Linked DNA regions of Mus musculus: region 2 is linked to region 1. Evidence: chromatin loops called from intact Hi-C (ENCODE). Cell type or tissue: gastrocnemius. All regions are shown on one strand. Links, peaks and the distances in the headings refer to the core of each region. The heading gives the core; the rest is flanking DNA. Region 1 holds the start of Gm33909 (a long non-coding RNA gene). Region 2 overlaps Lalba (lactalbumin, alpha).

What was found. A loop is a pair of places that touch in the nucleus more often than their neighbours do. Peaks named below come from ENCODE experiments on the same cell type or tissue, not always from the same donor. Only the 100,000 strongest peaks of a DNase experiment are listed, where the experiment ranks them.
Region 2: it touches region 1 in a loop (2.8-fold over the local background); 7 of 42 quality-filtered maps call a loop at or near these places.

The regions. Positions count from the first base shown.
Region 1 is chr15:98,172,337-98,188,803 of GRCm38, reverse strand. It overlaps Gm33909 (a long non-coding RNA gene), which reads right to left and starts at 8,271. Exons shown (of 4, transcript XR_384431.4): 1 at 7,719-8,271; 2 at 5,204-5,395. It overlaps Olfr288 (olfactory receptor 288), which reads left to right. Exons shown (of 3, transcript NM_001011733.2): 3 at 1,014-2,791. The coding sequence ends at 1,965. In gastrocnemius, for the core only: a CTCF peak has its summit at 7,207 (motif pointing left); DNase peaks (open chromatin) are centred at 6,714 and 7,360; H3K4me3 peaks cover 1,450 bases; H3K27ac peaks cover 4,972 bases.
Region 2 is chr15:98,465,899-98,482,365 of GRCm38, reverse strand. Lalba (lactalbumin, alpha) reads left to right here. Exons shown (of 4, transcript NM_010679.1): 2 at 135-293; 3 at 761-836; 4 at 1,617-1,966. The coding sequence ends at 1,677. It also overlaps the pseudogene Olfr240-ps1 and the pseudogene Olfr280-ps1. Among named protein-coding and RNA genes, the nearest start is that of Lalba, 8.6 kb to the left of the region's middle. In gastrocnemius, for the core only: a CTCF peak has its summit at 6,758 (motif pointing right); DNase peaks (open chromatin) are centred at 5,883 and 6,776.

The DNA of each region.
Region 1 (16,467 bases), core at 3,562-11,561:
TTCTGCCTTCCCTCCCCTTTCCAGACCACCAGGGTAGTCCTAGATGCTAGAACTTTCCCACATGACGATGATGCCAGTGGGCCCGGCTGATGCCTTGATCAACCAAGAAATCTCATGGAGAAACAATCTAGTAGTTCATGGAGTGAGAAATCAGAGGAGATGGAACACACACACTCCACAGGGCATCTGATCAGTCCACAGTCAAGGCGATTACTTTCTCAGCTTCCAAAATTAGAATTTATGCACAGAGCCTGTGGTGACCCTGGCATTTGTCATTTCTATGCCATTACTACACAGATTTACCAGAGATTGATAAATTCCAAAACTTTCCCTATCACTGGGTGTATTAGTCAGGGTTCTCTAGAGTCACAGAACTTACAGAATATCTCTCTATATATTATGGGAATTTATTGTAATGAGTGTGCAACCCAACTAACCCAACAATGTGCAGCTGTGAATGGGAAGTCCAAGAATCTAGTAGGTCCCTAGTCCCTTGAGGCTAGGTGTTTGAGCTTGTCTTTTGTATAAGCTGGAATCCTGGAAAAAAAAATAGGTTCTAACATTTGTGCTGGCAAGTAAGTGCAAGCAGGCAAAGAAGAGTGAGTCTTCCTTCTTCCAACGTCCTTATGTAGGCCTCCAGTAGAACATATAATCTAGATTAAAGATGTATTTCAACATCCACTTGCCTCAGTCTCCTGGGATTAAAGGCATGTACTAACTTGCCTGGGCCTAAATTTTTCATGGCCACTATGCCTCAAGATCTGGATCAAAAGCATGTATCATCCCATGTCGAGATCCCAGTCAGAAGCCTGTGTCTTCCAGCCTCAAGATGTGGATCACAGGTGTGCCCTCCATTTCTGGATTGTAGTTCATTCCAGATGTAGTCAAGTTAACAACCAAGAATAGCCATCACACCAGGGAAAGCCTCTTGCTGGGTGTCTGGTCCAGGTGACCATCTTAGCTCCCATACAGCTGTATCCTTTGTGCTTTCCCTGTCCCCCATCCTCAAACAGGTCCCAGACAGCAGACCCGAAGAACAGCAGCAGCACTGTGACTGAGTTCATCCTCGTGGGCTTTGAGCAGAGCTCCCCTTCCACACGGGCATTGCTCTTCACCCTCTTCCTGGCTCTCTACAGCCTCGCCATGGCCATGAATGGCCTCATCATCTTCATCACATGGACTGACCCCAGGCTCAACAGCCCCATGTACTTCTTCCTTGGACACCTGTCTTTCCTGGACGTCTGCTTCATCACCACCACCATCCCGCAGATGTTGGTCCATCTGGTGACCAAGAACCACACTGTCTCCTTTGTCTCTTGCATGACCCAGATGTACTTGGTCTTTCTAGTGGGTGTGGCCGAGTGCATCCTCTTGGCTTTCATGGCCTATGATCGTTATGTTGCCATCTGCCACCCACTGAACTATGCCCAGATCATGAGCCAGAAGGTGTGTGTCAGGCTGGTGTGTTCTTCCTGGATCTTTGGGATGGTCAATGGTATCTTTCTTGAGTATATATCATTCAGGAATCCCTTCTGCAAAGACAACCACATAGAGAACTTCTTCTGTGAGGCTCCCATAGTGATCGCTCTCTCCTGCGGGGACCTCAAGTTCACCATGAAGTTGATCTTTGTGGATGCCATTGTGGTGTTGCTCAGTCCCATGGTGCTCATCATCACCTCCTATGCCCGCATCCTGGCCTCCATCCTCCACAGGGCCTCCTCCTCAAGCCATAGGAAGACCTTTTCTACTTGTGCCTCCCACCTGACTGTGGTCATCTTTTTGTACACTTCAGCCATGTTTTCTTACATGAATCCCCGCAGTACACATGGGCCTGACAAAGACAAGTCTTTCTCCCTCCTCTATACCATCATCATGCCCATGTGCAACCCGGTCATCTACAGCTTCCGCAACAAGGAAATGAAGGGGGCCATGGGGCGGGCTCTTGGGAGAGGCAGCCTGGCTTAGGCAGGATCTGCCCAGAAGGAGGGTGTCTGGAGAAGTTTCCTCAGTAGGGAGAAGGTTGCTTTTCTCAGCACCTCGCTTTTCAATTCTGGGGAAGCTCTAAAAAGGAGCCTTGCCACTAGACTCAGACCTAGAAGTTCTTCCTGATGTCTCAGGCTCATTTCTGACTTTATTTCCAGAATTGTTTTTCCCATGAATTTTCTTTAAGGAGACGTGAGGCTTTCCTGACTAGTTCCTCTGTGTTCCGCAAGAGTCAATGAGTATTTAACTCTATCTTGTCTGTATAGTTCTTTTACATGCCATCCCCTGGGGGAACTTTTTGCACATACATTTAGGAATAAGTGACTTTTCAATCTTTTAATATGCCATATTAGACTTGGTATTGGAAACAAAGCAGACATGTAGATTACTGGAATTGATTAGAGGGTAGAATTCTATGTAACTTTAGCCATCTGAGTTTTGACAGATGCCTTGGTAGTGCATGTCACCAACTACACAGGATCTACAGGTGCCTGGGAAGCAAGCCTCCATACTTCTGAGGGATTATTTAACCTCTGATCAGGCCCATGAAGAATTATGTTGATTAAGTGAACTGAGGTTGGGAAATCCACACTACAAGTAGGCAGGACCATTCCTGGTTCCGTATAAAACCCAGCAAGCTAGCAGAGTAAGGTCAGTCATCCACTGTTTCCCGTGTATAGATACAACGTGATCAGTCATCCACTGTTTCCTGTGTGTAGATACATGATCCTGCCACTTTATCTTCCCTGCCAGAATGGACAGTTTGCTCTTCAACTATAAACTGCAATAAACTCCTTTTCTTTTATCGAATTTGTTGGGATATTTTACACAGCAGTAGAATAAGAAATGAAGGTAAATGGTCAAACTACACATTGCAGGAAGGCAGCCTCTCCGCTGATGGTTTTGGGGAAACTGGGTGTCTACTTGTGGATATCCAAAAACAAACCCCAAATGCATCAAGAACCCCAACATGAGACATGAAACTCTAAAGCTGGCTGTTAGGGAAAAAGTGGGGGTATACATCAAGACACAGGCTTTTATGAGTAGAAGGTCAGACAACCAACAAATGGGACCTTGTGTGATTGAACTGAGTCTGTAGCCAGGCGGTGGTGGCTTGCCTTTAATCCCAGCACTTGGCAGGCAGAGGGAGGCAGATTCGAGGCCAGCCTGGTCTACAGAGTGAGATCCAGGACAGCCAGGGCTACATAGAGAAACCCTACCTTGAAAAGAAAAAGAAAAAAAAACTATCAGTCAAGTGAAGAGGTAATCTATAAATTGTAAGAAAATCTTTCTTAGTTTTACAATGAACAAAGGGTTAATGTCTAGAACATAGGAAGAACTTAAAAAAAAACCTAAACATCAAGAAAACAGCTCAATTAAAAAGTAGGCTGTAGAACTGGACAGAGGGTTCTCAAAGGAAAGTTCTAATAATTACATCCTTTCCTCCTTCCCTTTCTTCCCTCCAAAGCCTCCCGTGCACCCATCTTTTGAATCCAGGGCCTTCTTTTCATTAATTGCTGCTACATTTCATAAACATATTTTTTAAAATGTTCAATGTCATTTGCCAATTCGTTAGGCAAATGCAAACTAGAACTACTTTGAGATTCCACCTCACACCAGTCAGAATGGCTGTCATCAAGAAAACAAGTGACAGTGGAGTGTGGTGGCAGTGAGTTCTAAGCCAGCCTGGTTTACCTAGTGAGTTCCAGGACAGCCAGGGCTATATAGTGAGACCCTGTCTCCACAAGCAACAGGGAAAGGAAATGACCGGGCTGGGGAGATCAGACAGCTCATGGAGTAAATGAGCTTGAGATAAACTCTTTTTACTGGAAGTCAGACAGATAGGAGGAGACAACAAACTCTACAAGCTGTCTTCTGCCTTCCTTAGAGACCCTGGCCTCTGCCTTCCCTAGAGACCCTACCTCTGCCTTCCTTAGAGACACTGTGGTGTGTAGGTGCTTGTAAACACACACGTGCACAAGAAATAAATAAGAGTAAAAAGTGTTTAAAGAATCAAAACAAAGAATGAGTTCAGTCCCTATCTTCAAATGCTGGTGAGGCTGTAAAGAAAGTGGACCCCCCTGTTCACTGTGGGACCGTAGACTGGTGCTGCCTCTAAGGAAATTGCTGCAGAGGTTTTGAAGACACCGAAAATAGAGCTAACATATGATCCAGCTGTAACACTTCTGGCATCTACCCAAAGGGCTCTGTATCCTGAACCAGAGACTCTGTTCATAATAACCAGAAAATCCTGTCAGCCTAGCTGTCCCTCACCCGAAGAATGGATACTGAAAGTGTAGTACCTGCACACAGTGCAATTGTATTCATCTTTTAAAAAACAGTGAAATCTGTAGGGGGGAAGAAAACGAAATGACATGGGGAGCATTGTACTATGGTAACCGATAAACGATGAATGTTCTCAAGTCTTAGATTCAAAGTTGTAGATTTGTGTTGTTGACTTGGAAGGCCTGTAGGGACCAGAAAGCTAGAAAGGGGACAAAGACTGTGTAATGGGAGGGGCTGGAGGGAGAGGAGAGAAAGGGAGGGGAGGGAAAGGGAGCAGGGCACATTCGATGTGAAAGTAAAGGGGAGACAGGGAGATCCAAGAGTTGGCAAGTCTCAAGCAGGATGAATACAGGAAGAGAAAGAAAGGGTTAGGAGGATTAACAAAAAAGCAAGAAGGCAAGAAAGGGTTCCCTGAGATATATTTTGTAGATCTTACTACTTTTTAAGTTAAATAAAAATATTCTTAAAGGGGGTGGGGCATGCTCAATAGCCAGTGGTATATATTGAAACCCTGTCTCAAACAAAATAGAAAAGAGAGAGAGAGAGAGGAGGGTGGACTGGGTCAGGAGATGGCCCATCAAGTAAGGCCATTCCTGGATGCCATACAGATGGAAGAAGAGAACCAACCTCCTGGAAGGGAGGGCCGCTAGAAGTGACCTGTGCTGCTAATCGGTCTCACCTAAGGGAAAGTAAACTTGTCCCAGACTTTAAGACTATCATTTGGGCTGGCGAGATGGCTCAGCAGGTAAGAGCACTGACGGTTCTTCCAAAGGTCTTGAGTTCAAATCCCAGCAACCACATGGTGGCTCACAACCACCCATAATGAGATCTGACGCCCTCTTCTGGTGTGTCTGAAGTCAGCTACAGTGTACTTATATAATAAATAAATCTTAAAAAAAAAAAAAAAAAAAAAAAAAACTATTGGTTTACCCACCTGGAGTCAGGTTCTTAACCCACACACAGGCTGAGAGAGAGGACACCAATCTTCCTCAAGGACAGACCTTCAATAGCTCAGGTCCTGAGAAGACCTTTTCTGGGTCATGAAACTGGCAGTAAGTTTCTAAGACTTACATACATAGCAAAGGCCCAGAGAAAATTACCAGTGGCACGTGTTCTGAAGTAAGTTCTGTAAGAAAAAAAGAGGAGAGACTTACAACCCAGAAGAACCCTGTCTAAAGTTATCAAACTGAGGGGAAGGTCACCATGACCTTCCGGGTCACCATGGAGTCTGGAGTCCTAGCTTTCTTAAGTTTGAAATTCCAATATGCAAAAAAGTCTCGGAAAAGGAAAAGCAAGCCGGGAAAGGGCAGGCAGAGAAAAAAGACAGTGGGCTTTTGAGTCAGTTTTTGAAAATTACATCACAACCGTGCAACAGTGGTTCTCAGCCGTCCTGATGCTGAGACCCCCTTAACACCGTTCCTCATGTTGTGGTGACCCCCACACATGAAATAATAAGGTTATTTTCGCTGCCACTTCATAACTGTGAGTGTGCTGCCGTTATGAATTGTAACCTAAATATCTGTGTTTTCTGATGGTCTTAGGCGACCCTGACCCACAAGTTGAGAACCGCTCCCCGACAGTTCTGAGCACTTCTAGACGGTGAGATTATGAACAGGGCAAGAACTGTGTTATTAAAGGGTCCGTGTAAAACAACATTGAAGCCCAGATAACAACAGCTCAAGGCTATTAAGTACGTTGGTCCTAAGACCTTTACAGTTGAATCCCTTGATAGTAGGATCACTATTTGACATCAAAAACAGAAGTTCCTAGTGGGTTTTTTTTTCCCAGATTACACAGTATTTAAAGGGTGTGGCTACCATTCTCACTCCAGTGCCCTTGCCCCAGAACCTACCCCCCTTCTCTTCTGGCACGACACTGCTATTATCCTTTTGACCTCTCTCTCAGCAGCTGTGATCACCTACAGGTGACCTGCACACTCCATTGACTTCGTCAGTGAAAGGGAGAGGCTTATGAGGCCCCTCTTCTTCCTAAAGACACCTAAGTAGTTAATAGAGGAAGTGGGAGTGGGGCTATCCAAGGTCAAGGATTCCAAGGAGAGAAATGTTTCCTTTAGTAGCATACCTGCCCCTGGGTAGTCAGTGTCCCCGAGACTGACCGCAGGTAAACTCACCAGCTACACTGCAGTGGAACTTTGTTACTGTCCTTAGCTCACCTAAGGAGGTCCGGAAGAATGCCAAGGAGGTGATGTTAGCTAAACCATGAAGAATTCGGAGGAGCTGTTAGGTGCAAATCGGGAAGGGGTGCTGGCTGTTAGGACTGAAATTCCAACCCCCCCCCCCCAAAAAAAGTTGATTTCTTGCATATGTGCGTTCAACAAGCATGTCAGAAGGTGGGTTGGGGGCTAGGAGTTAGTGAGAAATCCGACCTGGGGTGACCTGAAACTGTCCTCTCAAGCCTCCCAGGTGGAACAGGTCATAAGAAGGGCTCACAAGCTATTGCCTGTGCCAGATCTCCCCTGCTGCAGCTGTGGGCTGTCGTCGCCCCCGCCCCCTGAAGGGAAGAGCTGCAGGGTCCACGCAAAACCAGATAACTACTTAAGAAGGGCTCCGGAAAGGCTGGATTCAAGAAGACAAGATGACTAGGTGGGCCTAGAGCAGCTGTTCTTAACCTGTGGGTCTCTACTCCTTTGGGATGCATATCAGATATCCTGCATATCAGATATTTAACATTACAATTTATAACTAGCAAAACTTGTTATGAAGTAGCAACGAAAAAATTTTTATGGTTGAGAGGGTCACCACAACATTAAGAACTGTATTAAAGGATCGCAGCACTAGGAAGGTTGAGAACCACTACATTAGAGTTAGCTCAGCCCCCTAAAAAAAAAAAAATCCAGAGAGAACCCAGAAGTTCTCTCTGATCCTCCTCTTCTTCCCCGAGGTCCTCACATCTCCCTGCCCAGCTCCACCTGGCGGCAGCACCCGAAGACGCTGCAGGCCTTGACCTGATTAGAACCAGGCAGAACCTGCGACCAATCAGCCTTCCTCCGCCTATCGGCGCGTCCTGTACAACCAATGAGCGCCGTCTCCTTGACCAACCCTCCCGCGCCGGATCCAGATTTGTCCACCTCTGAGAAACAAGGTCTATTTCGGGATGTGACTGCAGCGGCCGAGGTGGGCAGCTGCAGGATCCTGCCCAGGAGCTCAGGGCGTGGGATACCCATCCAACCGAGTACCCCTCCCCTTCGGCGGAGGCTGGGGGTGTGGGTGGAGCATAGCCGGAGAGCCCTCTACCAATCACATGAAGGCTCGGTAGCTGCCCGTCCAGTCCGAGGATGCGGAGCCTGAATCTCTCCAAGCGATAGCTCCATTTTTAGCGAATTGTGTAATGCTGGGCTGCACTTCCCGCCAGTAAACAACTGCAGTGTCCTCAGCCGCCTTATCGCCCCCTTTCAGTTAACCACCCGAGAAAACCTTCTCGCCACGTACCTCGAGTCCCTGGGATCTCTGAGTTCCCACAATGTGTGTCTTCCTTATCTCTGGACTCCCGCGTCGTTTTTGAGTAATTTATTTTTCTCTCTACCCAATTAAATGTTCAGCGCTTGGCGCAAGTGCTTTTGACTGTACCGGGTGTTGTGACGGTATTTATTCCTCATAAAATCTAGCAAAATCCTGGTACGTTAACCAAACAGAACAGAAGGAGAGCTTCTCCAACAGGACAGGGGAGAAAGTGTTGAGAACCCTCACCCCACAAGTCCCCGAGTCTTGTGAAACGGTTTAGCATATAGAAAAATACGGCTTATGTGGGTCATGAAAATTAAACGCTAACTGTAACGTTTGTAATACTAGCTCTAAAGACCTAGATGTCTTCTGTCTGGCTCTACGACTCTTCGACTCTTCGTCCTTGTCATACTGGCCTGTATAAACTGTTCACATTCGTCTCTGCTTTCCATCGGGTTCGATCCATGAATGGCAAAGGCGGAACCCGAGGTTGGGTATCTAGTCTACCCACCTCACGCCACCTAGACACCCCTCCCCTCCCGCTTTCTCTTTAGGGGGTTTACTGATCCACACACTCCACCTGGTTCTGTCTCCCAACATCTGCAACAGAGCTCTCACACTGCTTCTAGATTTTTGTTTTGTTTTGTTTTGTTTGTGTTTGTGATTTTGTACAGCCCCCACCTGGGCCTTTAAAAATAATTCTTTCTTTAAAGTATCCTACCCAAACACAAGACCCGCCTTCCTTACTAGGAAGCAGAAACAATCGCCTCAAATAGGAACATCTGAAAGGGACGACGGGGTCCCAGGAGATAGATAAATCTGAGCATAATGTTCACTTGATGACCTGTGAAGTGTAGATGCTTTGGAGTGCGTCTGTTATGCTACACGGCCTACTTCTCAAAAACTCTCTTCCCCCATAGGAGTGGACAGTTGCCATCAAGAAATTCTATATCTCATCTACCCATCACTACAGCTGACCCTGCACTTTTGCCAGGCATACAGAGACAGACAGACAGACAGACAGACAGGAAGGAAGGAAGGGAGGAAGGGAGGAAGGAAGGAAGGAAGGAAGGAAGGAAGGAAGGAAGGAAGGAAGAAGGAAGAAGGAAAGAAAGAAAGAAAGAAAGAAAGAAAGAAAGAAAGAAGGAAGGAAGGAAGGAAGGAAGGAAGGAAGGAAGGAAGGAAGGAAGGAAGGAAAAAGGTGGTGCACAGAGAAAGTATGTTGAAGTTAGGGGAGACAGAAATAAAAGACCATATCTCCCATATCTCCAGAGAAAGAGCCCAAGATAATGCCCCCTCCTCCTGCTTTGTGTCAGCCTTACATGTTTGCACCTTGTGCTTGTGGAATAACTTTACACCCTACAGAAAACTCAGCAAATGTTACCACTCACCCTAACAACTATTAGCAATCCTCTGTGGGCCCGAGCACCACACATCTCTGTACTTATTTGGAATAACGAGTTCATTTTGCTGTCAAGAGTTGGGGGACTTTTTTCTGCAAGAATTACTCATTCTGGCCCTTCATCTTTCAGATATTGCTCTGATAGATTGTCATTATGTTTTATTTGCTCCTCAGGAGATCAGATGAGCCATACTCTGATTCATGGCACGCACCATTATTAATGTCTGCAAGTTAAAACTCTCTTGTTCTATTCATATCTCTTGTCTCTACTCTCATCTTTCTGCTTTTATGGTAGGTTAATAATTTTCTACTGTGTATATTTGTGTTTTGCACACATAGTTGCTTTGTGGAATTTTCTTTTTCTCTACTGGGGATTGAGCCCAGAGCTTTGCCCATGCTCAGCAGATGCCTATCAGTGAGCCCTACCTCCGTTCCTAGACACTCATTTTTCTAGTTCTCCAAAGCTGCTGAGATGTCTGCCCTGTCCTAGGTTTACTTGAGTCACTGAGCATGTTTTTCCAGCTCCATGCACTTTGCCAGATGCTAACATTTATTCTGCCTCTCTTGGCTCACTCTCACAGTGGCATGACAACTCCAGTGTCATCTCCAGTTCTGCTCACTAGGTTATAACTCTACATCAGACATCCCTGCTTGATCCATTCTGGAACTGTAAAAAGATTTATCCTATATTGTGTAAAGCTCTAACGTGACATGTATTCTTAGATGGCTTTCCAAAGACCCTATAGAGCTGCATGTCTGATATTTGCAACTTTGCCAGCTCCTATTTTTGTAGCTTTGGTAGCTATAAAGAGATAACACATTATTGGTTTAGCTTGTGTTATATTATTAACTATTTTAATTGAATTTTCATATTCCTATTAGTTTTTCCTCTTTAGTAAGTTGCCAGATCACATCCTTTGTTCCTTTATGCCAGTGGTCTGACGTCTTGTTCCTATTTATTTGCAGGTATTAATTGTATATTCTAGAACGATATTTTATTCTTGTTCATTTTAGGCAAAGCCAATATTTTTTCTATTCGACTCTGTCATCAACCCATTTTGTACATGATGTCCTTTGAAATTCACAGATTCTAATAGGATAAATGTGTTGGATTTATTGTTTGCAATAGCTACGGAAGATGGAATGATTATTACTGCTATGATCAAAAATATTTGAGTTTGAATTTGTAGCATTTTTAATCTATATAACATTAGCATATTAAAAGGTTAACTAGACCAAGTTAGCCTAGAATTCAGAGATCCTCCTGCCTCTGCCTTCCAAGTGCAGGGATTAAAAGCATGAGCCATCATACCTGACTCAATAACTCTTAAAAGGTGTGTGTGTGTGTGTGTGTATGTGTGTGTGTGTGTGTGTGTGTGTGTGTGTGTATTCCTCTGAGGAACAAGAGTACAGTGTCCCCTGAGACCAGAAGAGGGTGGCAGATACCAGAAGCTGAGTCACAAGAGGTTATGGGCCAACCAAAGTGGGTTCTGGGAACTGAGCTCAGCAGCTCTGGAAGAGCAGGAAGAGCTATTAACTGCTAAGCTGTTTCTCTAGCCACAGTTAACTTTTTATTATTAAGCTCAGAAAAGTTGAAAAATTGTAAAAGCAGAGTCCTCGTGGTACTTTTGAAAGCACTGGTGTATGGGTACCACTCCGTTAAGTTGATTTTCTGCACATCTCTATATCTGAGTTCTTTAGGTGGGCTCCCACCAGCCACGGCATATACTCCTCCAAGGAAAGTCTATTGACTAAGTGTCATCTTTGAACCTTTAATCTCATAGACTTTCCAACTACAAAGATTCTATCATCTGAGTATTGTCATTGGATTTGTTTGTTTGTTTCGCCTGATCTCCTGGGCTAACAGGGACTCATCCACATGGTTACCTTAAAGACTCTCCTCTGAGGAACAAGCAGACCCAGAGCAGCAACTTCTGCTGCCCCCTCCCCCTTCTACAACAGCAGTCCTCAGACTTGCTAATGCAAGGTTAACACTGGTCCCTCAAGTTGTGGTGACCTCCAGCTGTAGAGCTATTTCATTGCTACTTCATTACTGTAATTTTTCTGTTATAAATCATAATGGAAATATCTGGCGTGCAGGGTATCTGATGGACTATGAAAGGGGGTCCCGACCCACAGGTTGAGAACCACTGTGCTAAGGGCTACCATTTCCATTAAATTACCTTTCCCCTTCCTGTTAGAACTTGGCTTCATGCCCATGTTTGTTCTTGAGATCTGTAATGCTGCCTATTTGCCTGTTTTCTTAGCCTCTGGCACATTTTTACAAAGGTACCTCTTCCCTCTCCTTTTATTTACCGAAGTGACTCCTTTTTGAGTCAGGCTCTCTGGGACAGAATGCTGCTTTGCCTTCGTAATGTTAAGTGCCACTTTGCTTTTCTTTCTTTCTCCCTTTTCTTTGGGTATTGTTTTATGACCCTCACTGCCTGGTTTTGTCATCCTCTCCAGGACCCTCTTCTTCTCAAAGTTGCCAAACTCGAGGCTAAAGTTCTGTAGATTACAGTGAGCTGCTTCTGTTCCAAGAGAACAAGAGAATACAGTCTGTGTCCTGGAGTGGGCGAGCCCTTCTCCCCTGCCAGAACTTAGCTCTGTTTCTTTGGAACAAGGGACTGCTGGCCCCTTTTGACTGCCATGTTTCAGGCAGGAGGTCAGGTCGGCTGTTTGTTTCTCGTTTGCTTGTGATACTTTGTCTCTATGTGTAAAATGCAAGAATTGTATTGTTTTGCACAACATACTTTGTACATCTGTGCAGACACCTATGTAGCTCATTTAGGGAAGGTTTGCTGGTGCTTTGGCCAAGAGCACTCTACTTCCTTTTCCCAGAGTGGGATGCTATGCCAGCTGCTGCTTTTCTTCCAATGTTCTCCCTACTCTGAGTCTTTACAGTACTTCATTTCTATTGTACCTTCTCCTGCCTGCATGCACAGCAACTTTCCCCATATGCCAAGGACCAACCTGGAGAAGGGGTGTCTGGGAGCAGCAAAAAGAAATGACTCAAAGTCAAATTGTAACTGGTAAGACCCATTGGACATCTAACTTACATATAAATAGCTGCACAAACATCAACAAAGTTTCTTTCAGAAAAAAAACTAAAGACTCTTAGAGGTGACAATGTTTCAGTTCCATCCTCACCTCTGTTTCTCTTAAATTCTTTTTCAAGATTTATTTATATATTTAATGTATTCACCACTGCGGTTTCAGACACACCAAAAGAGGGCGTCAGACCCTGTTACAGATGGTTATAAGCCACCATGTGGTTGCTGGGAATTGAACTCAGGACCTCTGGAAGAGCAGTCGGTGCTCTTAACCACTGAGCCATCTCTCCAGCCCTCACCTCTGCTTCTCAATTGCTCCTTTTCCTTTTATTATTCAGCTGAACACTTTTTTGGGGCTATTATCAAGATGCCTTTATAATAAAGTAAATTTTGCTTGGTGTGATGGGCACATACTTAATCCCAGCACTCTGGAGGCAAAGACAGGTGGATCGCTGTGAGTTCGAGGTCAGACTGCTCTACGGAGTGAGATCTTTCCTCAGAAAAACGATGATAATAATGTAAATTCCATTGATACAGGAAACTGTTTTCTCTCACACATCTAAACATCTTTCAAATAGAATGTCCTATATAACCAATGGTAGTTTATAATTCCTGCCAGCTCCCAGAAGTCAGGACACAAGGACACTCCTCGAGCTTGACCTTAGCTATCATTCAAAGTGACTGATATGACTGGAAGCCCTCAGTTCATCAACCCTTGGAGAAATACTAGTGCTGTTCAAACACCTACCTTAAACTGTCTCTGGCAAGATCAAAGGAAGTACAGCATCAGAGATTAGGAGTTGGGCCGTGGAGGGAACTCCCGCAGGCAACATTTTCTTTCCTAAGAAACTGCTTTGCTAAAACTCAGTATGGCATCTAATAGAAATGCATAGAAAAAATACAGACAGGGACAAAAGTGATTCAGAAGTGCCAGGCTCAAGGCTAAGTAATTGTAATTCTGGAGTGACTTTTAGTTATAGTTGTGTACGTGGTAGTGATAGTTTAAAGTCCCTTTTGAAATTTAGAAATAAATGATATTTAAATAAGAACGAACCTTTAAGACCCAAGTGATAAGAACCCAATGATCATTCGTGGCAGTATTCTTTCCTTTCCTTGGGGATCCTAAAATGAGGTGCCACTCACCCTACAGTACCATAAAGTCCCCGTAGACACCTCAGACCCTATAGCACGAATACACAGTCGCAGCTCTCAAGGTACCCATAAGCCTGGAAACAGATGGACAGTGTGCTCAGGATTGAACACACGCAGGCAAGGAGGAGAAAAAGGCAATAAGGGGGGCTGGGAGGGTGCTGGAGAGATGGCTCAGTGGTTAAGAACACTGACTGCACTTCCAGAGGTCCTGAGTTCAATTCCCAGCAACCACATGGTGGCTCACAAGCATCTGTAATGAGATCTGATGTCCTCTTCTGGTGTTTCTGAAGACAGCAACAGTGTGCTCACATACATAAAACAAATAAATCTAAAGGTTATTGTCATACCCCACCACCACCCACCACCCACCCCGTTGCCGCCGTAGACACTTAGAGGAAGGATGAGGTCACATTTCTTCATGTCTAAAGTGGAATACTAAAGTCAGGAGCTTTACAGAGTAGCGGGTAGCGGAGGCATCTCCGGGGAATGAAGAGCAGGACACTTTGGCCACAGAGTTCACTATTCCTTTTTGTTGTTGTTGTTGGGTTTTTTTTGTTTTTGTTTTGTTGTTGTTGTTTTTCGAGACAGGATTTCTCTGTGTAGCCCTGGCTGTCCTAGAACTCACTCTGTAGACCAGGCTGGGCTCAAACTCATAAATCTGCCTGCCTCTGCCTCCCGAGTACCAGGCATGCACCACCACTGCCCGCTTCACTACTCCTTTCGACTTTACCCATTAAAAATTTTGATGAAAACGGTGAACCTTGCTCTTAGAAATAAAAGCACACATTCATAATAATAATAAAAAAAGAATTGTCTAGTATCTCTGGGGATTTTTTTCACTTTCGGGCAGCATGAGGGGCAAACGACCAGGGGAGACGGGTAATGCCAGTAACTAGGACAGAAGGCTCACTTCTGGAGATGAGGTTTGTACCTGACTTTTCTGGAAAGGAATGGAGGCTCATCCAGGACTGAAGGAGCAGAATTCACTTGGGAACCCTCTCCAGCATTGATTGGAATGATCTGAGCTTCTGATGAGGTAAGACGGTCCTTAAAGAGTAGCTAGGAAAAGAAATATAGGGGGTGGGGGTGGGGGAGGGTATGCCCGGCTCTTGGCAGGGAGCTTGACTCCTACACACACACACACACACACACACACACACACACACACACACACACACACGCCATATTTTATATTTAATATAGGGAGCAATGGGAAGATGTTGCAGATCATTAAGGAGAGTAACTATTCAGAACTCTGGTTTAGGAAGATTAATTTTCGGAGTAGGTAACCGCGGGAGGAGCGAAGTTAGTTTATGGCAGTTGCCTTTTTAAAATATATTCTTCAGATCCATTCTACTTATTCAGCTCGCCACCCACCACATGGCAGGAAGCCAAGCCTTTAGTAGGCATTTGCCAGTCCTGAAGAGAAAAAAAGACATAAATTCACTTTGAGGTTCCTCTTGTAATGTCTCTATTCCTCAAAAGGTGGCGCTCTTACAGCACTATTTACAGAGCCGGATTCTTTCTCTAAACACATTGCTTCCAAGCAGAAAAGCTGTTTTTCAGGGGGAACTCACCTTCTGAGGACAATGTAGAGGCGGGGAGGGGGTGATGATAGCTAGTATGAAAGATTGATGGACAGCCCTTTTATGTCTCAGTATTCCGACCACAGTAGGCGCCCTGAATACAGTTCTATATTAAGCATTTTAATAAGGGGAGAAGTTTATGAAAAGCTGCCTCTCGAAGCAAGACATTTTACGTCTTGCGAGATATATAGACATATATTTGAGGAGTGGCGTAGCTTAGTTCTAGGAAGGCTTCCACTCATAGACGTCAAGCAGAAAGCATAATCTGCAACGCCATTGTGAGTCCATAAATCTGCGTGCTGTGTGGAAGGGCCAGTTTATGTCACAGGGAAGGGGGTCGTTCTCCAAGAGCAGAGTTTAGCTGTACCAGGTTAAAGCTGTAGCTTATTGCTATGAAACTGTCTGTGCTTTGTCTTTGAGTCTGGGAGCAGATCTCTAAGAGAGGCACGTTAGGTGGGTTAGAGACGGCGGTTCCAGAAACAGTTGTGGTTGGGTTGGCCCCAAACTGAAAAGTTTAACTTGAAGCCATGGAGTTTGATATTAAGTTATTTTCTCTCCATTAAAATGTGCCTTCCAGAAAGGAGGGAGGGAGGATCTCAAAGTTACCCACTTCACAAGACCCACCCCTGAAAGGTGAGGTAAACAGTAGCACTTACCTTACAGGTGTATGAGAGAGAGCTGCCTGCCAGTGGGCGGGGAGTCCCACCGATGCTGCTCTTGGGAGCAGCCACCCATGCTGGGGTGGGCTGTTTGTGATGCCTTGGAGTTACTCATGCTTCTCTAATACTCCCTTCAATCCCAATCCCCCTATTAAGCAAACCTATAAACTCACTAGTTCTTCGTCCTAGACTTGGGTGAGATGGTTCCTCGGTTTGCCTTTGGTGTCCTATCTGGGGTGAACAGCGACATGCTTGTGCATTCCCCGGTGAACTAAGACATTGCTTACTTAGACTCTCGGGCATCTTTGTCAACCCTCTACTGTTAAAGACTTGGAAGCAATGGGGAGAAGGGCTGTAGCACCTGATAGATGCTAATGTAATTAAAATTCATCAAGGAAGTGGTGAATAATTCCATCGAGATGGCCGTTCCAATTCCAGCCAGGAAATACTCAGGAGGCTCCAGGAGGCACGGATGCTGCAAGAGCCAGGCTCAATTGGTCTTTTCTTCATTGGTGCTTTTTGAGTTGAAACATCTCGTTACACTTTACTCAATGACTAGTCCCATTTTACAAAAGCCTGATCCTTACTCTTAAAGACTAAGCAAAAACAATGGCCCTTTATCTCTAGAGAGAATATATATTTGCAGGCTTTTGTAATTTCCAATGTGTGTTGCTTCCTGAAATATTCAGCAGTGAGCCCTGCCATGAACCCTGGGTGAGGAACTCCAGCTGAAACTCCCTTACCAGCAGGCTGGAGAAGAGACCTCAGAAGCCAGGGGCAGAGAAGGAAGAAACAGGGGTGAAGGAGTAACCTGTGCAAAAATCTGTTCCGGGTGCAGATAAGAAGGGGATGGGCAGAACAATTGCTCTCTGTGGGAAGGCTGCT
Region 2 (16,467 bases), core at 3,059-11,058, 290 kb before region 1:
CCAAGATAATCTGGACTTCACCACTTTTGGAGATTGGTTGGGAAGCCCCCCCCCCCCCCCCCCCGGGAAACCAGTGTTTCAATTATGGTACTCTGAGACATCTCTGAGAAAGTTCTTTCTTCTGTCTCCCTCAGGGGCCTGTGTTTTATTTCATACCAGTGGCTACGACACACAAGCTGTTGTCAACGACAACGGCAGCACAGAGTACGGACTCTTCCAGATCAGTGACAGATTTTGGTGTAAAAGTAGTGAGTTCCCCGAGTCGGAGAACATCTGTGGCATCTCCTGTGACAGTGAGTATCCTCTTTCACCACACTCTTCTGTATCTCTACAGCCTGCCTCCGAGTCCTCCCAGGCAGCCTCCTTGTTGGTACCCAGCATGTCTCAGGTGTGCTGGGTACCATATGACTTGAGATAGCAGTGCTTAGTAAGAACCTGGTCACTGGTCATGATCTCCACATGCCCAGAGAGTCCCCTAAGGTTCAGGGAAGGGTAGTTTGGGACACTTGTGAGTCTTGAAGTCTGATACGCTGTATTTTCAGGGCGTGATGAATCTGATGCTGTCTCGTGAGGTGTCCTAGGGAAGGGAATGGAGTTCCCATGGAGGGGAGGCATTATCAGACTGGCCGTTTCATATAGAAAGTCTCTAGGCCAAACCTTCAACTCAGAACCAGTTCCCCTGACTCTGGGGCCAGAGGAACCAGTCCACTGAGCTGTACTTCTTATTTGTCTTGTTCCTTCCTGCACTCTGTTATAACAGAGTTATTGGATGACGAGTTGGATGATGACATAGCGTGTGCCAAGAAGATCCTGGCTATCAAAGGAATCGACTACTGGTAAGTCGTCGTCTTTGCTCTCTTCTGACCTCCCTCTCCAGACCATTTAATTTTGGATGGAGTCTCCAAAACAAAACTCATCTAGAGTCCCAAAGGTCTACATTTAAAATGCTTCTTCGTGTCATTTTTGTGTGACAACTTCCCCGATATGAAGTTCCATGTTGGAAGACTGATGTCCAGGACTCTCTTCCCCTGGCCAGTTCTCATCCTTAAAGCCCTTGTGGTATTATTCCACATCTTTCCTAGATCTGAACTCTTATTGATTTTATTATTATTATTTTGGCTTGTTGAGAGAGGTTTTTGTGAGTGAGTGTTTGTGTGTGTATGTGTGTGTCTGTGGTATGTGTGTGTAGCCCTGGCTATCCTCGAACTCACTCCGTAGACCAGGCTGGCCTCAAACTCACAGAGATTTGCTTACCTATGCCTTCCGAGTGCTCAGATTAAAGCCATGCTCCACTAGTCCTATTATTATCATTGTTATTGTTGTTGTTATTATTATAGTGAGCCTCATTCCACTTAGAAGCCCATGCCATTTCTTCTCTACAATCTTTCACCTCACCCTGAGGACGAACCTAAATGCAGCTTTATGCTAGTCACTGACAACCATCATTAAGAGGGGAGAAAGTGTGTGTGTGTGCACGTGCGCATGTGAGATAGCTGAGCAAAGTATGATGATATACACGTATGAAAATGTCATAACGGAACAGTTATTTGGCATAGTTAAGTTAAATAGAAAGTTCCAGCCAGCCCATTCATTTTGTCCATTTCTTTTGTGATCAGGAAAGCCTACAAGCCCATGTGCTCTGAGAAGCTTGAACAGTGGCGTTGTGAGAAGCCCTGAGCCCCCCCCCCCCCCCCCCCCGTCCTTGCTGCTCCTGCCCCGTGGTCAGGAATGCCTCTTCCCTAAGGCTACCTCAGCTTGGCTCTTGCTATTCCTGTGAAGATGATCTGCCTCTGAGCCTTGTACCCTGTAGTGACACCACCGGACTCTAGAGGACTTTTTTTTCCCTATGGGAGTGTGACTGGCGCACTGGACTGCAAACCCTTGCTTAGTGACGGCGAGGGTCTCGATGGGGGTTTTACAAAATCGAGAGAGCCCTCTCCTGTCCCAAATAAAGGGCCAGACTTGATGTGTCTGTCGGTGTTTTCTTTCTACAGGGAAAGGGTGGAAATAGGGCAGGGCTCTGAAGTTCCAGGTCGTAGCCACTCCACCCGCTGCTGAAGGAGGAGAGCTTACCACAGGAACATGAACAGCATTATCTGTATCAATTTGTTGGCCATCCAGCAACCACAGGGGATACAAAGTTGTTCGAGGGGTTCATCCTAGGGGAGACAATGCAGATAGTTGTAATACAGGGAGCGGTGTTACAAGACTAACGAGAGGCTAGAAATATGTCCCGAACAGAATTAGCTTTTTAAATGACACATTTATTTTTATGTATATGCACTGGTGTTTGCTTGGGTGTATATCTGTGTGAGGGCATCAGGTGCCCTGGAACTGGAGTTACAAACAGGTGTGATCTGCTATGTGGTTGCTGGGAATTGAACTGGGTCCTCTGTAGTGTTCGAAACCACAGATACAGCTCTTCAGCCCAGCCCTGCCTATTCTTAGAGAAAAGATAATTTGCATCTGAGGGAAATGGAAAAATGGAGATCAAGAAAGCACCCAGGGGCAGGGGAATTAGCTCAGCGGATAAAGGGCTACCCAAGCAAGTGTGAGGACCCGGGTTTGACCCTTAGCGTGTATATGAAAAGCTGGCTATGGTGGTGTGAGCTCGTGGTTTCAGTTCTGCGGAGGTGGACACAGGAGGATCCCTGGGGGTTGATGGCTGGTGAGTCTAGCCTAATCTGTGAGCCTCAGGTCCTAGTTCAGAGGTTCTGTCCCCTAAAACAATGAAGTTAGCTCCTGAGAAGTGGAAACCCCAGGCTAATCCTGGCTTCGACACTCACATGCACAAATGTGTACCTGTCACAAACACACTATACCTCAGCTCCCAAGGAGGACGAGAGTGGTGGATCTTTTTTTCTTAGCATCTCACTATACAGCTTGGGCCTGAATTTCCACTCATCTTCCAGCCACAGGCTCCAGAACACTGGGATTACAGGTGTGTGAGGTCACACACTTAGACTCTCAGGGGTGGAATTTAACTGGATTTGGAAATATAGGTGGGGTTTTGACAGGGTCTGGGGTGGTAGAAGTTATAACAGAATAGTTATGAGACAACAGATGATTGAGGGAGCTGAGGAATTTATTTTTTCAAGGTGAGCTGCGACAAGACCTCTTCTCTGGAAATCACACATATACAGCATATACAGCACTTCTTTTCTTTTCCTTTCCTTTCTTTCTTTCTTTCTTTCTTTCTTTCTTTCTTTCTTTCTTTCTTTCTTTCTTTCTTTCTTTCTTTCTTTCTTTCTTTCTTTCTTTCTTCGAGAGAGGGTTTCTCTGTGTAGCCCTGGCTGTTCTGGAACTCACGTTGTAGACCAGGCTGGCCTCGAACTCAGAAATCCACCTGCCTCTGCCTCCCAAGTGCTGGGATTAAAGACGTGCGCCACCACCGCCCGGCGAAAGTTACCATTTCTTAAGAATGTATTCACATGGAGCCTTTTGGTTTGGTCTTTCTCTACCACATGTCTTGAACCTTGTTTGTTTTTTAAGCTGACTGCTTGCAGAACTTTCCTTATTTTGATTGTAGGATGTGTGGCAGGGGTCAGATCCTGGCCTTGCCATTCGTTCTTGCTACTCATTGCTGGTCTGAGTGTGACCTGCTCACCTCTGTCCCATGTGCATGACCTGATTTCTCTTAAGAAGCTTTGAGTTAGGTGGTTTTCTGAGATTTCCTGCTTCAAAAGATCTCCACCGTATTAGTTCTTTTAAAAAATATATGTGAGGACATTCCAGATAAAACTTAGGGGGAGGATGGGTTTAAATGGCTCTTGGCTTGAGGATGCAGTTTGCTGTGGCAGGGAAGCCTTGGCAGCAGACTGTAGAGAATGCTGGCCACACTGTGTGCAGTTAGGAAGTCAGGAGAGATGAACGCTGGAATTACATTCATTTTCTCTTTTTTATACAGTCTGGAAACTAGCTCATGGGATGATGCTGCCCACGTTTAAGGCATGGTCTTTTCTCTTTACCTAAACATTTTGGGAACACCTTCATAGACACCCAGAGATATGGGTTTCCCTGGAAATTCTAAACCCAGTCAAGAGACAATGGAAACTATTGCACTACCCAATACCCTTTGAGACTTCTTCTGTCTTAGCAATCATCAGCTCCTAAATGAAGCTCCTATGCTTAGCAAATCTATAGGCACAAATGAGGTGTGTGTGTGTGTGTGTGTGTGTGTGTGTGTGTGTGTGTGTGTGTGTGTAGAGCTGCCTTTTATCTGTGAAAACACTCCTAGGAAATAACTGGCATCCATCGTTACACTGTAGTGTAAATTTAAACACACTATGTCGTCTCTCCTGTGACACTGCATGTTATCTCTCCCATACTTATCATGGTACAAAGGCTTCTCCAAGTCCCCAGGATTTATCCACGCCCTGAGCATGGGTGTGTGTGGAAGGGTAGAGTCAGAGGTTCATTCTACTCCCTGAACTTGCATGTTTTCCCCTTAGCCATCAACTTGCACTTGCTTCAGACGGCCTCATGGTTGGGGAAAAAAAAAAAGGAACCAGCACCATCAAATGGCAAAGCTGGACTGTGCTGATGAGTGTCCTGGTGTCCTGGTTCTGGTCATGTCGGCTGCCTTTGCATCATTATCACTGGGGGATACTTGAGGCAGCTATCTCATAAAGAGATGAGTTTATTAGCTCCATTGCCTTGGGGATTCAAGGTCCAAGATTTGAGAGTCTCACAGTGTGGGTTCTGTGAGGACGGTGAAGAGCAGTGTGCAGCTGTAGGACTGCCCATGGGATCAAGTGTTATGGATAGCAGATGGCCGTACATCAGATGGAACGGTTACAAATTGCATCAGATAGAATGGTTACAAGTGATGGATGTCGGTGTATCAGATGGAATGGTTACAAGTGATGTATCAGATCTAATGCTACAGATGGTGGATGGTGGTGTATGTACCACTGCACGATTGCACTTGGGATCAAATGACTCTGCCCTGCAACTGTGAATTGCACAAGGAAGACAGGAGAGACAGGATCATACAACCTTGCTCTAGGTTGGGGGAGCAAGAAGCAGAATGGGAGCCAGCATGTAATCAGGTTTTGTTTTTAAACATCCAGTCATTTATTGCTACCGAAGGTTGTGTGTATAGCTGGGCATGGTGACGCACGCCTTTAATCCCAGCACTTGGGAGGCAGAGGCAGGCAGATTTCTGAGTTCGAGGCCAGCCTGGTCTACAAAGTGAGTTCCAGGACAGCCAGGGCTACACAGAGAAACCCTGTCTTGAAACACCAAAACAAACAAACAAACAAACAAACAAAATAAAATAAAATGCGTGTATATCCATCCCTGTTATGTATCAGGATGGTGGGGCAGTCTTTCAACTGTTCTTTCCCTCGGTTCAGTTTCTGTGTAAGTGGGAAACCACTTCCTAAGTAAGGCGCACTGATAATGTTCTTTTGTACAAGCGACAGCAGAGGACATTTGAGGTCAGCATTTGCTACTCTCAGGCACACACTTGTGCCTAGTCTGTTCTTCTTCCCCCCACTAGCTTGCGTATTTTATTTACTCAATAATTAACATGGCATTCACAGAATTATAAGAATTATAAGTTGTCTTGTGGGAACAAATGTTACCTTTGTGACTCAGTCGAGCGTGATTATCCCATCTGACGGACAGCTAGCACTAGCTAGCTCCTCCCGCCTTCCTTCTTCCAAGTGAAATGCTGTCACCTGCTGTCACCTCACGTGGGATGATGAGGGAGCTGTTTTCTTCCTTTCCTATGCACATGTCCTACCACCAAGCCACACTCTCCCTGCTTACAGCAGCAGACTTGACATGGGCAGTCCTCTTGGCATCGGGGAAGAAGCCGGATGGGAAACTGCCGCTCTGTCTGGGATGACTTCTTGTGAGCAGAGTGTCCTGGAGGCTGGTGGCTGGGCATTTGTTCTGCTTCTCCAACTTCTCTTTCCTCTAGGTCTGGAACAGTTCCAAACCCCAGGCAGGAGGTTCAGGTGGGAGGTGGGAAGGCTTGAGGAAGATCTGTCATATAGTATCCACTGAGCTCACAGTAAGGACTCAGGTCAGTGCTCCACAAGATGGAGTCTCTCTCCTCTTCCGATTTCTCCTCTGGGATATTTTCTCTGACACATCACTTGCAAAGGCAGTGTTCCTTTTCAGATGTTCTCTCCCTTCCCTTCCTCCATCACTCACTAATCTCCGTCCCTATCTAATGTAACTATTAAGTAACGATGAACTAGACCACGGAGACACAGAAGTTATTAGAAGTTCTGTCCTCAGGAAACTTAAAATTAGTTGGTGGTCCTCACCTTCCGGGTCTCCTAGGCCCACGCAGGACAAGGGCATCTTCAGGTGGATTCGCTACTTCTTCATTCATCCGTTAGGTGGTTCACAAGTACCAACTGTGGATTTGGTGAGCCTTGCTCCGGGTACTGCTTTTATGAATGAAGACAGGGCTCTAGAGACACAGTTAATTTGTTTCTTTTTCACTTACTTGCAGGTTTAGATCTTGCAATGGATTTTTTTGTTTGGGGTGGTGGTGGTGGTGGTGGTGGTGGTGGTGGTGGTAGGGGAGATGGAAACAAATGGGAGTTGAGTCTTACTCAGGCAAGGTGCTACTTACTCAGAACGTGGCACTATCCTCACTGGTGGTCTGACAGGTTGTTTCATTAAAAAAAATAGCTGTAGAAGAGGCTAGCGAAGCTCCGAGGATTTCCTAATGTACTAAGTGGGTCTTTCGGATGTCTCAGGCATCACCTGCTCTATTCTGGAGGTTTCCTAATATCCCGCCACTAGGGGGCAGGGCAGTGGAGGGAGAGAAATTATTCTTGAGGTGACATGGAGGTGGCCGAGTGGCAAGACCTCTTCTAGCACCTTTCCCCTCTACAACTCTTATCCTCGATGGAGAAGGAGAGTCTGGCTACAAGGTCAGTCTGGACTTCCGGCTCAGCATCCTCCTCAGAGCCGCCTTGACGTCCTTGTTTTTCAGGCTGTAGATGAGGGGATTTAGCAGTGGGGTCACCACACTGTACTGCAAAGACAACACTTGCTCCAAGGCTGAGCCAGATGCTGGAGTCATGTACCTTAGGAGGGATTACACAAAGGAGCGACGTGAACTCAGGACGAGGATCTGGACTCCACTAAGAGCTGTGGTCCATCCTACTCTCACTGAGCGCACAACTGGCACCTCAGGGTACCATCACCATGGCAACCGGTGAGCTCTCCCAAGGCCAGCTGTTTGCTAACTTCTCTTTGTGGTCAGGCTGGGTGTTAGTATGGAACCTCACTCCCACACTGGGAAGTCAGTCATTTCTGCCTTCACTTGCCTCCAAGCACGGGTGAGATCACAGGGAGGAGTCAGCCGAGAACAAGTTCTGTGTACTAAGGGGCTCAGGTGAGGATCGCACTAAAGCGTTTCTAGCGCACTTCCAACTCTTCCAAGCATCTTGGCTTGTAGCCATGACAACAATACTACCTTTTCTCTATATTCACAAGAATTCGGACACACCAGGTTCTCACTCAGTTTCTCACTCAGTTTCTTGCAAAACTACGTGTCTAGTTTACAACATTGCCATTGTTTCCCACATGCACCGCTCTGAGGATTACTCTCACAATCATAGCCTATCGTCGTTGTCATCGTCGTCATCATCATCATCTGTGTATTAGTGTTTGTGTGCATATGTGTATGTGCATCATGTGAATGGCTGGTAGCTACGGAGGCCAGAAGAGGGTTCCTGGTCCCTTGGAACTGGAAGTAAGGATGGTTGTGAGCCACCATGTAGGCTCTGGGACCTGAACCTGGGTCCTCTGCAAGAGCAGCGCGTGCTTCTGACCACTGAGCCATCTCTTCAGTTCCAGCACATTATTTTTATAATGCCTGATGGAATACATTTTTTTTTTAAGTTTTATTTTTCTTTGGCTTGAGAAGGAGCCCAAATCGGTGAATAAAGTGAGAGATGAAAGTGGATTAAGCAGAACATATGACTTTAATTTAACATCCTGAGATTAAATCATTGGGCATATCTAAGTATCCCTTGGGTTATTTCCCCCAAAAAACATTATTACTTTTTCAATGGCATTATCTTCATTGGTACAAATGTGACTTATCAAGAGTGCTTGCTCCTTATGGACTCTGTGGACTTAATTTTAAAGATATCCAGGGACTGGGGAGATAGCTCAGTGGTTGAGAATACGGCTGCAATGAAGGACTGTAGTTCAGTTTGGAGTATACATGTCAGACAGCTCAGTACCACATGTACCTCTAGCTTCAGAGGATCTAATGCCCTCATTAGGCCTCTGCACACATGTGGTGTGTGCATGCACATGTACATATACACACACCCACATGCACACAGACACACATGCATGCATGCACACTCACAGATACATACACACATACACCCATACAAACACATACATACAGGCATACACAGATACACACCCACATATAGTCATACACACATACATTCATGTGCACATATACATACACATACACACATACATACATATATATCCATCCATACACACACAGACATACATACATGCACACTCACAAATACACATACATACACATAAACATACACACACATATATATACAAACAGACATACACATACACACATGCACATTCATATACACATACATACATACATATACACACATACACACGTAACATACATGTACATGCAAACACAGACACACACATACACACATGCCTACATGAACACTCACACCACATATACACATGCATACACATATACAAACACATACATACATATATACACATGCACATTCACACACACATATACACATAACACACATATACACACAAACACAGACACAAACATGCACACTAACACACACATACACACATGCATACACATATATAAACACAGACACACATACATGCACATTCACATACACACACACACACACACATATATACACACACACACACATACATACATTATACACACACAGACACAAGCAGTCTTAAAGGGAAAGGTATTCATCTAGCTATAATTTTTAATCATCTATCTTTCTAATATTTCTGCGAAATAAGTAGGAGGAACCTTATTGCTGCTTTACGGTATCTGTGATATTTATCCCCAGACTTGGGTGAGCGCTCCCACACATCCAGCTTTAACCTTATCATTTCTCTCCCAGACACAGCAAAGGAGACAAACACTGGGCAGTGGATTCATGCCCAGCTCAGGAGCAGAAGCACAGGAATTATTTATCTGTCTCTTGGTAGGGAAAAGCTCGATGGTTAGAGATGCTTATACTTGAGAAAGGGGGAGACCATGAAATATACTTAGCTGGGACCACAGCCATCTTGTTTGGGGCTTTCTGATGAATACTCTGTTCACTCTGCAAACTCAAGCTGTCTACCTGACATGGAGGTTAATAATAACTGTGGGAGTGAGATTACACGCCAACACGGAGCCTGGCCACATCTGGAAGTTAGTGAACAGTTAGTGTCAAATAATCACAGTGTGGGCCAACTTTCCCTTGCAGGAAAGAGAGCTGGTGTCTCCCTCAAAGATGCGGTACTTCTCTTCTCTGTCTAGCACTACATCAAAGTCTTCCAACGATTCTGCATTGCCCTCTGAGAACTCTCAAATCATAGGTTAATAAAGTATAAAAATGTTTAGTCTTTGTCTAAGCTCCTTTCTAGAACAGACAATTCAGCCTTTGGAAAAAAATGGATTCTTTTCTTTTTCTTTTGGAGAAAAGGTCTCATTGGGCCACCCAGGCTTTGAACTTGTGACCCTCTTGGTGCTGGGGATTATAGGCATGTATGTACTCCTATGCCTGGCTTACAGGATCTCTCTCTCTCTCCCTCTCCCTCTCCCTCTCCCTCTCATCTCCCTCTCCCTCTCCCTCTCCCTCTCCCTCTCCCTCTCCCTCTCCCTCTCCCTCTCCCTCTCCCTCTCCCTCTCCGTCTCCCTCTCCCTCTCCATCTCCCTCTCCATCTCCCTCTCCGTCTCCCCTTTCCCCCTCCCCCTATACTTGTCTCTTTCCTTTCTCTCCCTCCCTCCTTCCCCTTTCAAAAACCTGCAGAGCTGGATAGGAGCTCAAGCCTTTGAAATTCCTGGACAGAACTTCAGGATGGTGTTTTCCTGCTGCACAGCAATGCTGTTTGGTAGGTCAAGGGCAGTTTAGGAAAGGGACACTCAGCACTTATGAGTAAGAACTACCGCGTGACACACCTGAACACTCCTGAGCCATAAAAGATGGTAACCACAAGGAAATGAGAAGAACACGTGGAGAAGATCTTGCTCCGACCTGTGGCCGAGTTGATGCCCAGGGCTGTCTTGATGATACGGCTGTAGGATCCCAGCAGGAGGGCGAGTGAACCAAAACCTAAGGTCGCCAAGGTGGTCAGGATGGCGGCAATAGTAGCGTAGGGGTCAGAGCAGACTAACAAGAGCACTGGAGGAAGCTCACAGGCAAAATTGTGGATGACGTTCGGGCCACAGAAGTTCTCCTGAGCTAGCAGGAGGGTGTTAACCAGGCCGACACACATTCCTATGGCCCCAGATACAGCCACCATCCCAGAACATACCTTTCCATTCATAGTGACCACATACAACAGCGGGTGGCACACAGCCTGGAACCGGTCATAGGCCATGGCGGAAAGGAGGCAGGCTTCGGTGGCCCCAGAAAATATGACCAGGGCGATCTGAATGAAACACCCAAGGAAGGATATGGTCTTCCGCTCAGACGTGAGGTTCCTCAGCATCTTGGGCACAATGACGGAAGAGTAGAAAGCATCCATGAAGGAGAGGTACCTCAGAAAGAAGTACATGGGGGTGCGAAGGTGGGCGTCAGAGCTGATTAGCAGCAGCATCAGCAGGTTCCCCGCGAGGGTCAGGAGGTAAATCACCAAGAACAGTATGAAGAGCAGTACCTGGCTCCGAGGGTTGCTGGTTAGACCCAGGAGCACGAACTCAGTGACATTTCTAACTTCCATGAAGCATGCAAGCTGAGGGACAAGTACTGAGAAAATTGCTCAGCTGTGCTGTGCCCTGTGTGCCCAGGATGGTGAACGGCGCTTCTGGATGGTGAATTGCGCAGACTCGAGGGAGGGCCGGGCGGGGAGAGGTGATTGCTTGGATGTGGCTTTCTTTCTGTGTGGGATCCTCAGCTCTTTCTAGCTCAGAGCAGTGAGCTCCTGGCCAAAGGGGAGAAGGTGTGTGGAAAGCGTGTAGAGGAGACCTGGGAAGGCAGGGAAGGAGAAGGAGGGTTAGAAATCAGGAGAAAGAACGGGAAGAAGCTGAGGACAGACCCCAGGACGCTGAGAGGTGTTCTGCTCTGCTTCCAAAGGGAGTCAAGCTGCAGCTGCAGGAGGATTGACCAGCACAACAAATCAGCAGCAAACGTTCTGGCTGTCTGGATGACAGACCATAATGATGTCTGAATAATTGCTGGAAGCGCTGTTGATACAACATGAGGTACACACCCTCTCTCTGTCTTCATGGGTTTGTAAATCACTTGAATTTTTCATAAAAACGATTTAGTAGAGTAGGTCAGATGTCTTAGCCAGTAAAGATGCTTGATCACCAAGGCTGATGATCTGAGTTCCGTCCCTGGGACCCATGTTACATGTTATCCTCTGAGCTCCACATACATGCAGTGGATACACCCACCACCTCCAATAAATGTAAGGGAAACATTTGGGAAACTAGATGGTTTCCAAGGTCCATTCCAGTTTAGACATCCTAAGAAAGACATGGTCTGAATAGAAATCCCTGTCCCCCTGTATGCGACTCCAAGCAGAAGTGGCACACAGTCTAATGGAAGCTAGATGGGGGAGGCCCTCAAAACAGAGGCTCAGGATGTGTGTGTGCATCAGCCCTTCCAAAGAATTCTAGTTTCAGCAAATCTACAATGTGCTCGGTTTTCACTGCACTCTCAGGGTTTAGCCCAAGACCTGAGGTTCTCTGATCTGAATTGGGTATGGATGAAGCCCTACCAAATTTAGACCACTCAGCTTCTGCACATTACAGCTATCATCTCCCACAAAGGAGGAGGGGTAAACGGTACTTGGTAGAATGGACAAGGTTCAGTTGAGACCAGAGGAAGGAGAAGAAGGTGCCTCTCTTCTTCGCAAAAGATAACTCAGGTTCATAAGTGGGGATCTGATCTCGCTCTCCTTATGACTCCTCCCCTTCTGGGGTCCCCGACCGGGCAGCTGTCGGGATGGATGGATGTGAATAAGGTTTATCCTTACCTGGATCCCAAGGCCCACACCTGCTGTGTTCGGAGGAAGATGCGTGGAACACATCCTTTCCAGTGCTGCACAAAGGCACAGGTATGACTTGGTTTCTGTGGGCTCCCCTCGGCTCAGTCCTAGGGGATGCAGGCCTAGGGGATGCAGGGACTTCTGGGAACTGAGCTCTTAAGTTTTGGTGATGAGCCTTAGCCTTTAATGGCTGAACTGTCTCTCTAGCTCACAGGAGACCTTTGAATACGGCTTCATCCCCATAGTCTTTATGTCCAAGGGGAAGGGTAGTTTTCCAAAATTCTACTTACAAATAACAATGGCCAGAGGGACTTGGAGTCATCCTCAGACCTGAGAGGATGAAGGAAGTCCCTAGAGAGACCCTTAAGCAGGTCCGCTCTGAATCTGAGTGGGTCCTCGTGGCTGACTCTTTCTTTGTGTTGCCCTTGTAGTGGGTTACATCACACAAGAGGGCCCTGAGGCAGCCAGTATTCTGGTTTTAGTTCTATTATTATGTAAAAATATCATGGATATATGAGTAGGTTATAGGTATACGCATTGCATATATGCACAAAATTCTGAAAACACACACACATGCACATGCATAGACACACAGACACACGAGCATGCACACACACAAATGCACTTGAGCACCCCCCCCACACACACACACAAATGCACTTGAGCATACACACACACACACACACACACACACATGCACACCCCTTTTTACCTTCCGGTATCACCCGCTCTGCTTACATATCTACTGTGCCTCCCGCCTTAGACTCCTTCCCCAGAGGAAGTGCCTTTTTACTAACTATAATGTTATCGTGTTGTTCAGATATCTCCACAAATCTAATAAAATGTTTAGCTGACAAAAAAAAAAAAAAAAAAAAACCTCCGAAAAAGTTGTTATAGTATTTTCAACTTAAACATTCTTTACACGGAACACATTTGCGACTTATCTTACTCAGATATGAAGTTTAAAGAGTTTAAAGCATGGCCTCTTGTTCTTGAATTATTATTGTAGCACACATACTTGCTTTCACACTTATAAATATGACCTGTGGAGTTCATTTAGTGTCGCTCATGTGTCCATGTATTTTGGGCTGGTTGCTTAGGGTTGGCGTTCCTATCAGGGGCTCGTCCCTGGAGCAGACTGGTTAATTCCTCTCTCGGTGGTCATTTCTTGCTTGTGGTTATTCATGTAGGAGCGGGGACTTGATTCCCCATCCTCAATGGCATGCCATCTGTTGTCACTTTTCAGGTTTTGTTTAGGTGGCCACATTGCTGAGATTTTGTGGGTACAGCTCCCTGTCATGTATAAACACTGTCTCAAAGCAGATGCCCTGGTCCTCTGGCTTCCGTGACCTCCCCACCCCTTGTTCCATGGTGTCCCCTGAGTCTGTAGTGTAGAGTATGTTGTAGAAGTGTCAGTTGGTGTTGGGCACCCTATGTCCAGGGTTCTGTGGGTTTTGACCATTTGTATGTTTCTGTAGTGGCCTGGGCTTCAAAAAGAAGCTTCATGAATTTGGGAAGTGGGGGCATGGGAGGGGCTAGAAGAGGAAGAGGGAGGGGGAAATGATGTAAATACAGTACTCAAACTAAATTCTCAAAAATAAACTGGGCTTTGTGTGTATGCTCCTTTAATCCCAACACTTGGGAGGCAGAGACAGGCAGATCTCTGTGAATTTGAGGCTAGTCTGGTCTACATAGCAAGTTCCAGGACAGTCAGGACTACATAGAGAGACTGTTTTAGAAAATCACATGTGTGTGTGTGTGTGTGTGTGTGTGTGTGTGTGTGTGTATGTGCTTGTGTGTGTGTGTATGTGCTTGTGTGTATGTGTGTGTGTATGTATATGTATGAAGTGGAAATTTCTGGTTTCTTTGGAAATTCAGTTGTGTCGTGTGATGTGTCTCTGGAAGCCATCTTGTGAGAGGATGGTTTGCTGAAGCAGATACTTGAGAGGGCACTCCATGTTTAGAAAAAACATAAATATAACCCCACAGAGAGTGAGAAGGCGCTCTTGCACTGCTATGCCTTGCAACATTTCGCTGGTCTTCAACCGAGTCCTGCTGTTTTGGCTGACTTGCATTGATCAGTGGGGCTTTGCAGTTTCTGCTGGATTGAGCAGCTGCTGCTGATTCATGCTTGGTGTTTGCTGTTGGCTTGGACTGCTGGGGTCCTGACTACGAAGAAATCACCCCAAAGAACTACTTCTAAACAGATCCACAAACCCCTTTCCCCTATTAATCTCCTTCTGCTCCCTCTGATTTGTGGGCTAGAGGGAGGTTAAAGCATTTAAGAATCCTAATTGAATAAGTTTGGAAAAATCTAAGCCTAAATGTGTGTATGGGCGCACACTCGAGTACACACACACACACACACACACACACACACACACATCATATGAACTTGGAAGGGAGTAGGGGTGTGGGGGAATTGAAAAAGGAACTGGAGGGAAGGGGATAGATTTGATCAAGACACATTGTATCCATGTATGAAATTCGCAAATAATAATTGTTTTCTTTTTTTAAAAAAAAAAAAAAGCCCAAACCATTCTGGTGTTGTTAAAAGGGAAGCTATATTGCAAACTACTGTCACAGTGGTTGACAAAGCAAATGGAGAGCAGCACTTAGCTGAAGAGATGGCTCAGAAGCGTGGGCATAGGGCTTTGGATCCCCAACCCCCAAGTAAAGCCCAGGTGGGCGTGGCACCGGGTGTGCGTGGCAAGAATGGGCATGGCGCTGGTCAGGCATGGCACCAGGTGGGTGTGACAGTGGCCGGCAAATCACAGGCTTTGGGTGGGCGTGCCACTGGGTGTGCACGGCAGCCCCTGCAATCCTGGCACTCAGAGCAGTAGATGGGACCCTTGGGGCAATCATAGCTTCATAAAATGAGTCTGGTTGATTTTTTTCTCCCCCACCCCCTTTTTTTTTGTTTGTTTTTGTTTTTGTTTTTCTTTTTTTGTTTGTTTGTTTGGTTTTTTTTCGAGACAGGGTTTCTCTGTGTAGTCCTGGCTATCCTGGAACTCACTCTGTAGACCAGGCTGGCCTCGAACTCAGAAATTCGGCTGCCTCTGCCTCCCAAGTGCTGGGATTAAAGGCGTGCGCCACCATGCCCGGCTTCTTCTTTTTTTTCTTTTTGTTTTTTTGTTGTTGTAGTAATCTTGGGTAATAGAGGAATGATCATTTTTCTGTAAGTTTGGTTGCATTTATTTGTAAAGCTTTTGCATTTGTTTGAGAAAAATAATCATTTTTTAAAAAAATTATCTTTTGAATGAGGGTCAGGACTACACAGAGAAACTGTCTCAAAAAAAAAAAAAAAAAAAAAAAAAAGGAGTTGCCTCGGTCCTGGTGTCTGTTCACAGCAGTAAAACCCTAGCTAAGACACATGGATAGATCCTTACAAGTAAATTGGAGGGTTGGAGAGATGGCTCAGTGGTTAAGAGCACTTGTTGCTCTTGCAGAGGACGCTGGTTCAGTTTTCAGCACCCATGTGACAGCTTATAATTGCCTGCGAGTTCAGTGTCGGGGGATCCGATGATCTCTTCCAGCACCCACTGGCCTTCAGGAAGGTGATGCACATATGTATGCACAGGCAAAGCATCTATGTACATGAAATAAAAACGATTGACCTTCAGAAACCGTGAGGCATATGCCACTTGTCCATCAGTCCCTTCTCAGTGCACGGACATCCTTGAGAAGCTGGTCTCGTCCGTTTGTCTTACTCTTCTTATACTTGCAGGTGTATAGAATAGTGCAGAATTAATGAGTTCATTAGAAATAAATGCCTTTCCTTCTAATAACAAACAATGCTGCAGTTAAATAGTTGTGCAAATGTCTTTTCCCTTTCTTTCTTTCTTTCTTTCTTTCTTTCTTTCTTTCTTTCTTTCTTTCTTTCTTTCTTTCTTTCTTTCTCTCTCTCTCTCTCTCTCTCTCTCTCTCTCTCTCCTCCCTCCCTCCCTCTCTCTCTCTTTCCCTCTTTCTTTCTTTCTTTCTCTCTCTCTCTCTTTCTTTCTTTCTTTCTTTCTTTCTTTCTTTCTTTCTTTCTTTCTTTCTTTCTTTCTTTCTGTACATATACACTGTAGCTATCTTCAGATACACCAAAGGAGGGCATCAGATCCCATTAAAGATGGTTGTGAGCCACCATGTGGTTGCTAGGATTTGAACTCAGGACCTCTGGAAGAGCAGTTAGTGCTCTTAACCGCTGAGCCATCTCTCCAGTCTATAAATGCCTTTTCTTGTTTTAGCATTTGTGCAGAATTA